Linked DNA regions of Homo sapiens: all the other regions are linked to region 3. The links are chromatin contacts, found by Hi-C or POLR2A ChIA-PET in ENCODE. All regions are on one chromosome and are shown on one strand. The core of a region is the stretch at or near the end of the contact, and the rest is flanking DNA. Distances in the headings are between cores, read along the strand shown.

Region 1 (3,347 bases), core at 801-3,300, 300 kb before region 3:
ACAAAGGAGCCATATGCTATCAAAACAGATGAGATTTGAAAAAAATAAATCAATAGAACATCTAAAACTGAAAGCCACGATAATCAAAATTAAAAACTCAATGGGCAAGTTAAACAACAGATTAGATAGGACAGAAGACAGAATTAGTGAATTAAAAAAAATACAGAAACAAAAATAGGCCAAACCCCCTCCCCTACAAGATATAAAAAGTTATATAGAATGAAGCAGAGAGGGCCAAAAACTTGGAAAATATGAAGGAAATATTAAGAGACATGAAGACCAGACTGAGTAAGATGAACATGCATCCAATTGAAGTACTGTAAGAAGAAAACAGAATAGAGAGAGGCAATATTCTAAGAGATAGTGGCTGGAATTGTCCAGAAGCAATGAATGACATAAAACCCTCACCTTCTATCATCAAGGAAGCTAGATGACAAAGGAATATTTTTAAATGTATAACAGTAAATAACAAGTCGGGCATGGGAGCTCACACCTGTAATCCCAGCACTTTGGGAGGCTGAAGCAGGCAGCTTGTTTGAGCCCAGGAGTTTGAGACCAGCCTAGGCAACATGGTGAAACCCCTTGTCTACCAAAAAAAAAAAAAAAAATTAGCCAGGCATGGTGGAGCATGCCTGTAGTCCCAGCTACCTGGCAGGCTGAGGTGGGAGGATTGCTTGAGCCTGGGAGGCAGAGGTTGCAGTGAGCTGAGATCACATAACTACAATTCAGCCTGGTTAACAGAGCAAAAACCCTGTCTCAAAAAAAAAAAAAAGTAAATAACTAGCAAACTAGAATTTTATACTTAATCAAGATAACATTTAAAAGAAAGAGGACCTATGGAATGGGAGAAGTATTTGCAAATCATGTATCTGATAAGAGACTTGTATCCAGAAGTTCTTTATATAAAGAACTTCTACAACTCAAAAATAAAAAGTCATATAACCTGATTTGAAAATAGGCACAGGATTTTTTTTTTTTTTTTTTGAGATGGAGTTTCGCTCTTGTTGCCCAGGATGGAGTGCAATGGCACAATCTCGGCTCACTGCAACCTCCGCCTCCCAGGTTCAAGCAGTTCTCCTGCCTCAGCCTCCCTTGTAGCTGGGATTACAGGCGCCCACCACCACGCCCAGCTAAATTTTTTGTATATTTAGTAGAGACGGGGTTTCACTATGTTGGCCAGGGTGGTCTCGAACTCCTGACCTCTGGCGATCCACTCACCTCAGCCTCCCAAAGTGCTGGGATTACAGGCGTGAGCCATCGTGCCCAGCCACTTTTTTTTTTTTTTTTTAAGACAGAGTCTTGCTCATCACCCAGGCTGGAGTGCAGTGGGGTGATCTCGGCTCACTGCAGCTTCTGTCTCCCGGGTTCAAGCAATTCTCCTGCCTCAGCCTCCCAAGTAGCTGGGATTACAGGTGCCTGCGACCATGCCCGGCTACAACTGGGTGAAGAATTTGAATAAACATTTCTCCAAAGGAGGCTTACAAATAGCCAATATGCAGATAAAAAGATGTTCAACATCATTAGTCATTAGGGAAATACAAATGAAATCCACAATGAGATACTACTTAACAACCACCAGGCTGGCTAAAATTTAAAAAAGTAAAGACAATAACAAGTGTTGACAGGATGTGGGGAAACTGGAACCTTTATATATTGCTGGTAGAATTACAGAATGATGCAGCCACTCTGGAAAACAGTTTGGCAATTCCTCAAAATATTAAACACAGAGATACCACATAACCCAGCAGTTCTACTCCTAGTTGTAGATCCAAGAGAACTGAAAACATATATCTACACAAAAACATGTACACAAATGTTCATATCAGCCTTATTCATAATAGCTAGGGTGGAAACTACCCAAATGTCCATCAGTTGATGAATGGGTAAACAAAATGTGGTATATCCATACAACAGAATATTACTTGAACATGAATGAAATTCTGATACAAGCTACAACATAGATGAAACTTGAGAACGCTGTGCAAGTTGGAAGAAACTAAGGCAGGAGAATAGCAGAGCAAGCTGGGGGCGAAGCGGATCCTTGGACGTAAGTTAGCTTAAGCAGTAGCAAAAGCAAAACATGCAAAATAGCAGAAGTAGAATATATAAAATAAGGAAGTAAGCAGTATGTACATAAGGGAGTAAGCAGTGAGTTGAAACATGCAAGATAAGAAAAATAAGAAGGACTTGCAGTAGCAATTTGGTCACAAAAAATAAAAGTAAAGATAAACAATTTGGTCAAAAGAGATACAGTAAGGTTGAGCAAGTGGAAAAAAAAAACATATAAAAGGCCATGAAATGTAACAAACTGGGACTGATACCACTTGCGGGTCAGCCCGCTCTCTCCTCTCTGGGAGTGTTACTATGCATAACAAATTTTTGCTGCTTTGCTATGCTATCTGTGTCACGTCCAGTTCTTTGTTTGGGACACCAAGAGCCTGGAACTATACAGTACCATCCATTAACAAAACCAGACACAAAAGGTCATATATTAAATTATTCATTTATATGAAATGTCCAGAATACTCTTCCTTTGTACGGAATCTAAAAAGTATAGGCCCATTGCATGGCTCACGGCTGAAGTCCCACCACTTTGGGAGGCCAAGGTAGGAGGACCACTTGACCTCAGGGGTTTGAGACCTGCCTGGACAACATAGAGAGACCCAGTCTCTACAAAAATAAAAAATAAAAAAGTTAGCTGGGCGTGGTGGCGCACGCTTGTAGTTCCAACTACTCAAGAGGCTGAGGTGGGAGGATCCCTTGAGTTGTGGAGTTCAAGGCTGCAGTGAGCTATGATGACACTACTGCACTCCAGCCTAGGTGACAGAGCAAGACCCCATCTCAAAAAAGAGTTGTTGGTGTGAGAAGAGTAGAAATGTGTGCTTCAGGGGAACCCAGGAGTGTGGCCTGTACCCAGAATTACTCCCTGGGTAATACTGATGAGGGAGCTGCTCTTCTGAAGCCTTGTTTCTTCTGGTCCCTTGCACCTCCGCTCCCAGCTCACCCTGGTCTGCTCCCAGATATCCTATACCCCCTAGAAGTACAGAGGACACCCACTCTTATCACCCTTGTGGTAGCTAGTGTCCTATAGCACTATCTGCCTGCCTTCTTCCCATCCCTTCCCCATGATCCAATACAGCCTTCTGGTGTCCTAAAAGGAGTTAGTCTGACATATCCCCAGCAAATGTGTAGATGGTGTCAACTCATGTCGAAATCCTTTCCCCTCCCTATTTTACAAACCACTCCGCTCCATCTGTATTAGTTTTCTAGGGCAGTGGTAATAAAGTATCACAAACTAGGTGATTCATAACAATATAAATTTATTCTCTCACAGTTCTGGAGCCTGG
Region 2 (3,171 bases), core at 438-2,937, 330 kb before region 3:
TTTCAAAACACTCTTGAGGGGAAGATGGGGGAAGGGCAGAAAAGGTAGTAACATTAGCACTGTTGAGCTGGGTCGGGGGCATAGCCTGTCCAAGTTCAAGCCAGAGAGCAATAACACTGGATTCAAACCCAGGACTGCTCACAGAATCCTGTCCTCTTCCCACAGCTCCAGGTTGGCGAAGGCAGGTGGAGGTCTGGCCAGCAGGTTTTGAATCTCACTACACCACCTGGCTGGGGCTCAGGTTTACACAGGCTCCCTGAGCCCAAGTGGGGGGTGCGGGTCGGTTGGGGGTGGGGGTAGGGATGGCCCCTTGATGCAGAAGTGCAATCTGGAGAAAGGATGCACTCACATGGCTCCGGCCTGAGCTCTGAAACATTATGTTTGCAACCCCTACTCTAACCAAGCACTGCCTCTGTCAAGCCCCAACCGGCTCATTCAGCCCCTGTGGCCCCTCCCTATCGCCCTGCGGCCTGAACCCCAGGAGCTGGATTTCTAGGACAGGAGAAAGGCTGGGAGTTGCCTAAGCCTGAGTCAATTCTAGAGAGGCAGCCTGCCAGGACAGGGGGGCCTAACTCAGCAGCCCCACTGCCGAGGAGCCCCTTAAGCCGTTAAAAGTTCTTACATAAGCGGCCAACCCCTGGGCAGAGCTGCCGGGCTAATTCCCCCAGACCACCCCCATCTAACCCAGCTGCCAGGTCACCTCCCCAAGCTGCTGAACACCAGCAGATGGGCAGAGAAAGAAGTCCAAATCCTCTGGACCGGAAGGACAGTGGGATTGCATTTCAAGCTGCGATACAATCCAGAGATTAGCTGCTGTCTCCTTTTCAGCCAGTCCCCCTGGGGCCCAGCTCACTACCCTACTCTTCCTCCAGTGTCCCTCATTCCCCTACAGACCCCAGCATGGGGGCCTGCGTCTTCGGAGAGACCTTGAGGTGAGCTGCACTGGCAGCCTCTCAGATCTCAGTGCATGGTGAGGAGGGGAGAGTGTCCTCACCTAGCCCTGCGAAGGCGATCCATCTGGACACCAACACCTGCCAGTAAGACCACTGAAGATAGTTCTAGGAGGAAACAGCTAAGGAGGGGTAAGCCAAGTCAGTCGGACAGGACTCCAGCAAGCACTGTTTGAACCCCAGGAGTTGGAGCCACCTGAACGGGGTGTCGTCGGGTGTGTAGCGAGGTCCAATCTAGGGCTAAGATTTTAGGGAAGGTTTTTACGACCTGTTCCCTCTCCTCCGCTCCCCCGTGCAACGAAGCACCTAACCCTTCGCACAGTGCCCGTCTGCATCCCCCAACCAAAGCCGGGAGCGTGGCGTTTCGGGAAGTTAGAGGCTGAGGCGGTAATAGGGGAAGGGTTTGTGGGGCCTGCCCCTCCCCCGCAGCGTCGCCGGGTTCCCGGAGCCGCCGCGCCCTCCTCGGCCGCCCGCCCCGGATGCGCCCCGCGCGCTCTGCCCTGGGCGTCACCTCTCGGGCTCGTAGCCGGCCTGCAGCAGTCGGGCGCTGTACCGCTGCGCCGCCGTCTCGTGTCCCGGGTGTTGCCGGGCTCCGGGCTCCGGAACAGCGGCGGCTCCGCCTCCCTGCAGCGGTGGTGGAGTGAGTGGCCCCTCCATGCGGAGGCCGCAGCTCAGGGCGGGCGGGAGCCTGGAGGCTCCCGGGGCCCCGGCTGGGCAGTGAGCGCAGCCCGGTCGAGTCCCGAGGAGGGGCGGGGCCGCCGGGGCGGGGCCTCGTGCCGGGGGCGGGGCAGGGGAATCCGGGAGTCGACTGGGCTCCGCCCTGGGCTCCCCGCTCTCCCCGGCGCTGCTACGCAGATGCCTAGACTCGGTTCGTCTCTCCCATCCCAGATTCAGCGAGGGTACATCGGGGGATGAGGGGGAGAGGTGTCCCTACACGGGTGGGACTGGAAAGAACCCCGTCCCCTTCCCTGCCGTCCGGACCTTCCAGTGTCTCCTGGCCCCTTCCGAGGAAAACCAGAAGAGGAAAGGAGCTGGACTCCAGAGGCAGGGCTTCTCCTTGCGTCTCAGGTCCGCTCCTCTCTTGCACGCCGACGATGCCAGGTCCCCTGGAGCGCCTCATACCCGCAGACCGCAGACCTCCCGCGCTGGGGCGAGAGAGTCGTGCTCAGCCGACTCCACGTTAGAGAGCGGGGAGAGGGATCTCCACAGCCTGTAATCTGCCAGGGAACGAACAGAACAGACAAGGCTGCGGGCTCCTTAAGGAACAGGACCTAGTCTTGCCTCGTTGTGGAGGTACTTTACCTTGTTATGTTACCCCGTAACAAGGGAGTGGGGCAGAGCAGTGTACTCAAACTTGTTTGTCCACTTACTAGAAGGCGCACTTTTTCCTACTGTTATCATTGTGAACGGTGATTGAACACCTAGCAAAAATGGCAAAGAAATGTAAGAGTCCTTGCCCTCAGGCAATTTATTTCAGGAGACAAAGTAGATGAAAATAAACAGCTGATAATTCTCATGCCATATACAGATGGTCCTCGACTTACAATGGTTGACTTAAGATTTTTCAACCTTACAGATGGATTTACCCTGAGGTAGCCCCATCTTTAAGTCGAGAAGAATCTGGAAATTTTATTTTATTTTATTTTATGTTATGTTATTTATTTTTTATTTTATTTGAGACGGAGTCTCGCTCTGTCGCCCAGGCTGGAGTGCAGTGGCGCGATCTCGGCTCACTGCAAGCTCCGCCTCCCGGGTTCACGCCATTCTCCTGGCGCAGCCTCCAGAGTAGCTGGGACTACAGGCGCCCGCCACCACGCCCAGCTAATTTTTTGTATTTTTAGTACAGACGGGGTTTCACCGTGTTAGCCAGGATGGTCTCGATCTTCTGACCTTGTGATCCGCCCGCCTCGGCCTCCCAAAATGCTGGGATTACAGGCGTGAGCCACCGCGCCCGGCGCATCTGGACTTTTGTCTGACAAGTCTGAGGGAACAAATGGTAAACACTGCGTGATTGAGGAGTGCTAAGATGTATTAGGGGTCAGACTTTCAGCAACGATTTCACAAAGGAAGCTGAATTTATGCAACAGTAAGATCTTGGACTTTATCCTTCATCGTGCCTCTTCCTATGCACATACACACCCACTCCCCAGAATCAGGATTCTTTTTTTATTTAAGTTTTTTAAAATTTAGGTTGGGCGCAGTGGCTTATGCCTGTAATCTC
Region 3 (3,213 bases), core at 508-3,007:
GCTGGAGTGAAGTGGTACAGTCATAGTTCATTGCAGCCTCAACCTCCTGGGCTCAAGCAACTAGCTTGAACTACATGTGTGTGCCACCACACCCAGCTAATTTTTAGTTTTTGTTTTTTTGTAGAGATAGGGGGAGGAAGGGTCTCGTTATTTTGCCCAGGCTGGTCTCAAACTCCTGGCCTCAAGTGATCCTTAAGGAGGTATTTTAAAAACTGTTTTCGAAATAATGCCTCCTGAGGTAGCCTGTTTTATTGTTAATACCCATTAGATGGCTTCCCTGTAGGCACAAGCTTAGAAACTTTCCCAGGAAGACCCACAGTTCCCACTGTCTTCAGTTCAGGTTCCTCAAATTGACAAGATCTTCCATTACCTCTCCAAACTTACTATCCATGCTTTTCTTTCATTGTTTCCCCCCACCCCTTTTTTTAACCTTCCTCATTTGCTACCTGGCCTGAGAATTTACCTCCCACTCTGCCCTCCACTTGTCCTTATTCCTATTACTCTTCTTGCTGAATAGTCCATTTGGGACTTCCTTAGTCCAGCCTTAGTCATATCTTCCTCTGAAGCCTTCCCTGACTACCACCAAGGGTCACTGACACTCCTTTGAATGCCAGAAGGATTAGTTGTAAACCTTTCACGTTGACAGTAACTAGCTTGCTTTCATGAGCTTAACTGTTTCATGAGTTTACAACTTGTCTCAATTTGATTTTAAACTACAGAGGCTTTATGTGCTAAGAATGCCACAGGTTTACATTCCATTTGTGTTGAAGCTATAGTAGCCTTTATTTGATATTTGTTTTAATTTCATGACATGAAATTAAATTTTCAGGGACATGCAACGGGTTCGGCCCATTCCCTTCACTTAACATTACTGAGCTGGGCAGTAAGCTCAGAGTTGCAGATATAAAGATGAATAGACAGATACCTACCCAGGAGCTTACTCTAGAAGAGGACAGATGGATAAGCTACATTTTATAGCAGAATTTGGCAAAGTGTACTGAAGCTATAAACAGCTATGATGGTAAATAAGGTAAGAATTATGCTTAGTGAGGTCAGGGAAGGCTTCTAGAGCTAACATCTGAACTGGGACTTCTATTGGCAAGGCAGAAAATCAGGAAAACGCACTTATTCCTGGCAGAGGAAGCCTCTTGATCAAAAATCTTAAGAGATGAAAAAGGACCGGTTGTTAGGAAACAGATGATGGTGCCCAGAGCGCAAGATGAGGGGGAGTGTTGGGAGATGGAGCTAAAAGATACACTGGTGCCAAAGACTGAAGAGCCTCCTGTAGATAGCGCAGGGCGCAGCGCTGAAGGGAAAGAAAAAGTTGGGATTGTTCAATAAAGTTGGTGACTGATTCAGTCGGATTAATTCCGCCCTGGTGGTCTTGTGGGAATGAAGATAACTAGCAGGATAGTCTAAGAAGCCCTGTGGAAGCAGAGTCATGAGCTGTGAATGGGGACGTGGCGGCCACACGGCCGCGCCCACGCCACCCGCAGTACGGGGCTGGGGCTGGGGCTGGGGCTGGAGCCCGCCGTCCCAACAATCCCGGGGACGAGAGTTGGGCGGGAATCCGCTCCACGCAACTCGGCGCGGTCCCGGGGACGTGGCGCTTTCCAGCCAATCCCGGCTATGCGATTGTTAGACCAATGGCTACTCGGGGACGCTATGCGACAGCGGCGGGTTTGCTGATGATTGGTCGGGAGGCCGCCGGCGAGGCGGATGAGGGCGGGGTGCGGACCCGCTTCCGGTTGGGCGGTGCTTGCGCGCGTGAGCTGAGCCGGTGGGTGAGCGGCGGCCACGGCATCCTGTGCTGTGGGGGCTACGAGGAAAGGTAAGTACGGTGATGCCCAGCCCCTTCACCACTGCCTCATCTTTATTCGCTTTCTTTCTGTCCCCGGTCTTGTTCTTGGCGCGGCAGGGGACTGCCTCACTCGGTGCCGCTGTCTCTGCTGGCGCCCGGGTCCCAGGCCTGATGCTGCTGGAGATCCCGGGACCCTCTGTGTGCAGCCTGGGATGGAGGCCGCCGCCCGTCTTACCGCGCGCTCTGGGAAGGGGGCTGGTCCGGTGGAACTCTGTCCCGTTGGGTACTGTTCTGTGCCTGGTTTGCTGCGTCCTGGTCCTCCATCTCTAGGTCACGCCACTCACCGAGTCTCTGGCACCAGAGGGTCATTTTTTGCCTCCGGAAGGTCGGAGGGCATTTGGATAGTGTTATTGTAAGAGTTCCTTGCCGCCTCCACTCACCATCCTGCTTGTATCTGCCAGCTCCGCCCCAAGGCCACATCCCGACAGTAGGGTGCATCTGCCAAGGTCGTGTTCACTCACCTAAAGGGTGCAGAAACAAGGGGGGAGAGAACGAGTGACGACACTAGGTGATATCTATGATTTTAAAGAAAAGCTGAATGTTTAGAGCTTCCATATTTGGCTACGTACTTCAGTTAGCGACGGAAAATAGTTTTTAAAGCTTTATTGGGGAATTAATTTTTGTTACGTTTTTTGTTGCTTCTAGCCCCATATCCTACTGATTTTTAGCATGCTGCGGTCAGAAATAAACTTAATTCCCTATAGCTGCCGCGATTAAGCGTAGAGTGGCTTGCAGTTTCAAAAGCTGCTTTTGCATCAAGGCCCAAGCTCCGTGGGTCTCCTGCTAAAACTTTTGAGCCTGTGATCTGAATTCCTAAGTGTATAAAATTCTAGAATAGTGTCTTCGAGAATTGAGTTGCGTTCATTTTCTGGTGTGGACCATGAAGTCAACGTTAATGAATTGGGAATAAGGTGGCTTCTAGTTGTTTTTTGTTCTAGTAGCTTATTCAGCTTGGAGGCAGAGAACCTTGGAATCTCTGTTAAATTAGTCTGCCATAGAATGGAACTTGACACAAGACAAATGCAAGTTTGACCTCACTCAGTAGATTTAATTAACCAAATACCAAACGACAGTAATCACTGAAGAATTTATATAGTATAATCCAAATGAGGGACCAGATATAACCTCTAAGTTGTATTTGTCAAGAAAATGAGTTTGCCAAGACCTAATCTGAGGTTTTACTGTGATTGGGGGGTGGGGGGGTTCCAATAGGATTCTTTTGAGAATCACAAGTAGGAAAGCCATGAGCTCACAAAAATGTATTGAGTATGCCTGAGTGAATAGTACTCAATATAGCTTTGAAACCAACTCATTGTCACTCTCAATGTAATCATTGTTTGTTTTCATTCATC

Evidence for each region. A loop is a pair of places that touch in the nucleus more often than their neighbours do. ChIA-PET counts read pairs that join two places held with the same protein, here RNA polymerase II (POLR2A). Pooled maps may share reads with other maps.
Region 1: a loop to region 3 is called in a pooled map, with 2.3 times the contacts of the local background. The contact joins the enhancer-like site here to the promoter of CALU in region 3. A Hi-C loop is called at or near these places in 1 of 37 single-sample maps with no recorded cell type and 6 of 50 pooled maps. POLR2A ChIA-PET finds 5 or more read pairs at or near these places in 1 of 52 experiments (PC-9).
Region 2: a loop to region 3 is called in a map of B cell, with 12 times the contacts of the local background. The contact joins the promoter of IMPDH1 here to the promoter of CALU in region 3. A Hi-C loop is called at or near these places in 2 of 168 maps with a recorded cell type or tissue (B cell and naive thymus-derived CD4-positive, alpha-beta T cell), 5 of 37 single-sample maps with no recorded cell type and 12 of 50 pooled maps. POLR2A ChIA-PET finds 5 or more read pairs at or near these places in 2 of 52 experiments (T-cell and WTC11).

Annotation. Positions count from the first base shown.
Region 1 is chr7:128,435,786-128,439,132 of GRCh38, forward strand. No RefSeq gene overlaps it. Among named protein-coding and RNA genes, the nearest start is that of HILPDA, 18 kb to the right of the region's middle. Within about 2 kb of position 2,051, at least 3 of the 41 ENCODE cell types and tissues checked have a DNase peak (open chromatin) inside an H3K27ac peak, as active enhancers do.
Region 2 is chr7:128,408,295-128,411,465 of GRCh38, forward strand. It overlaps IMPDH1 (inosine monophosphate dehydrogenase 1), which reads right to left and starts at 1,688. Exons shown (of 17, transcript NM_000883.4): 1 at 1,462-1,688; 2 at 1,147-1,190; 3 at 995-1,058. The coding sequence starts at 1,607. RefSeq lists a silencer at 1,215-1,834 and an enhancer at 2,105-2,344.
Region 3 is chr7:128,737,602-128,740,814 of GRCh38, forward strand. It overlaps CALU (calumenin), which reads left to right and starts at 1,758. Exons shown (of 7, transcript NM_001219.5): 1 at 1,758-1,831. RefSeq lists silencers at 1,365-1,504, 1,575-1,714 and an enhancer at 1,995-2,094.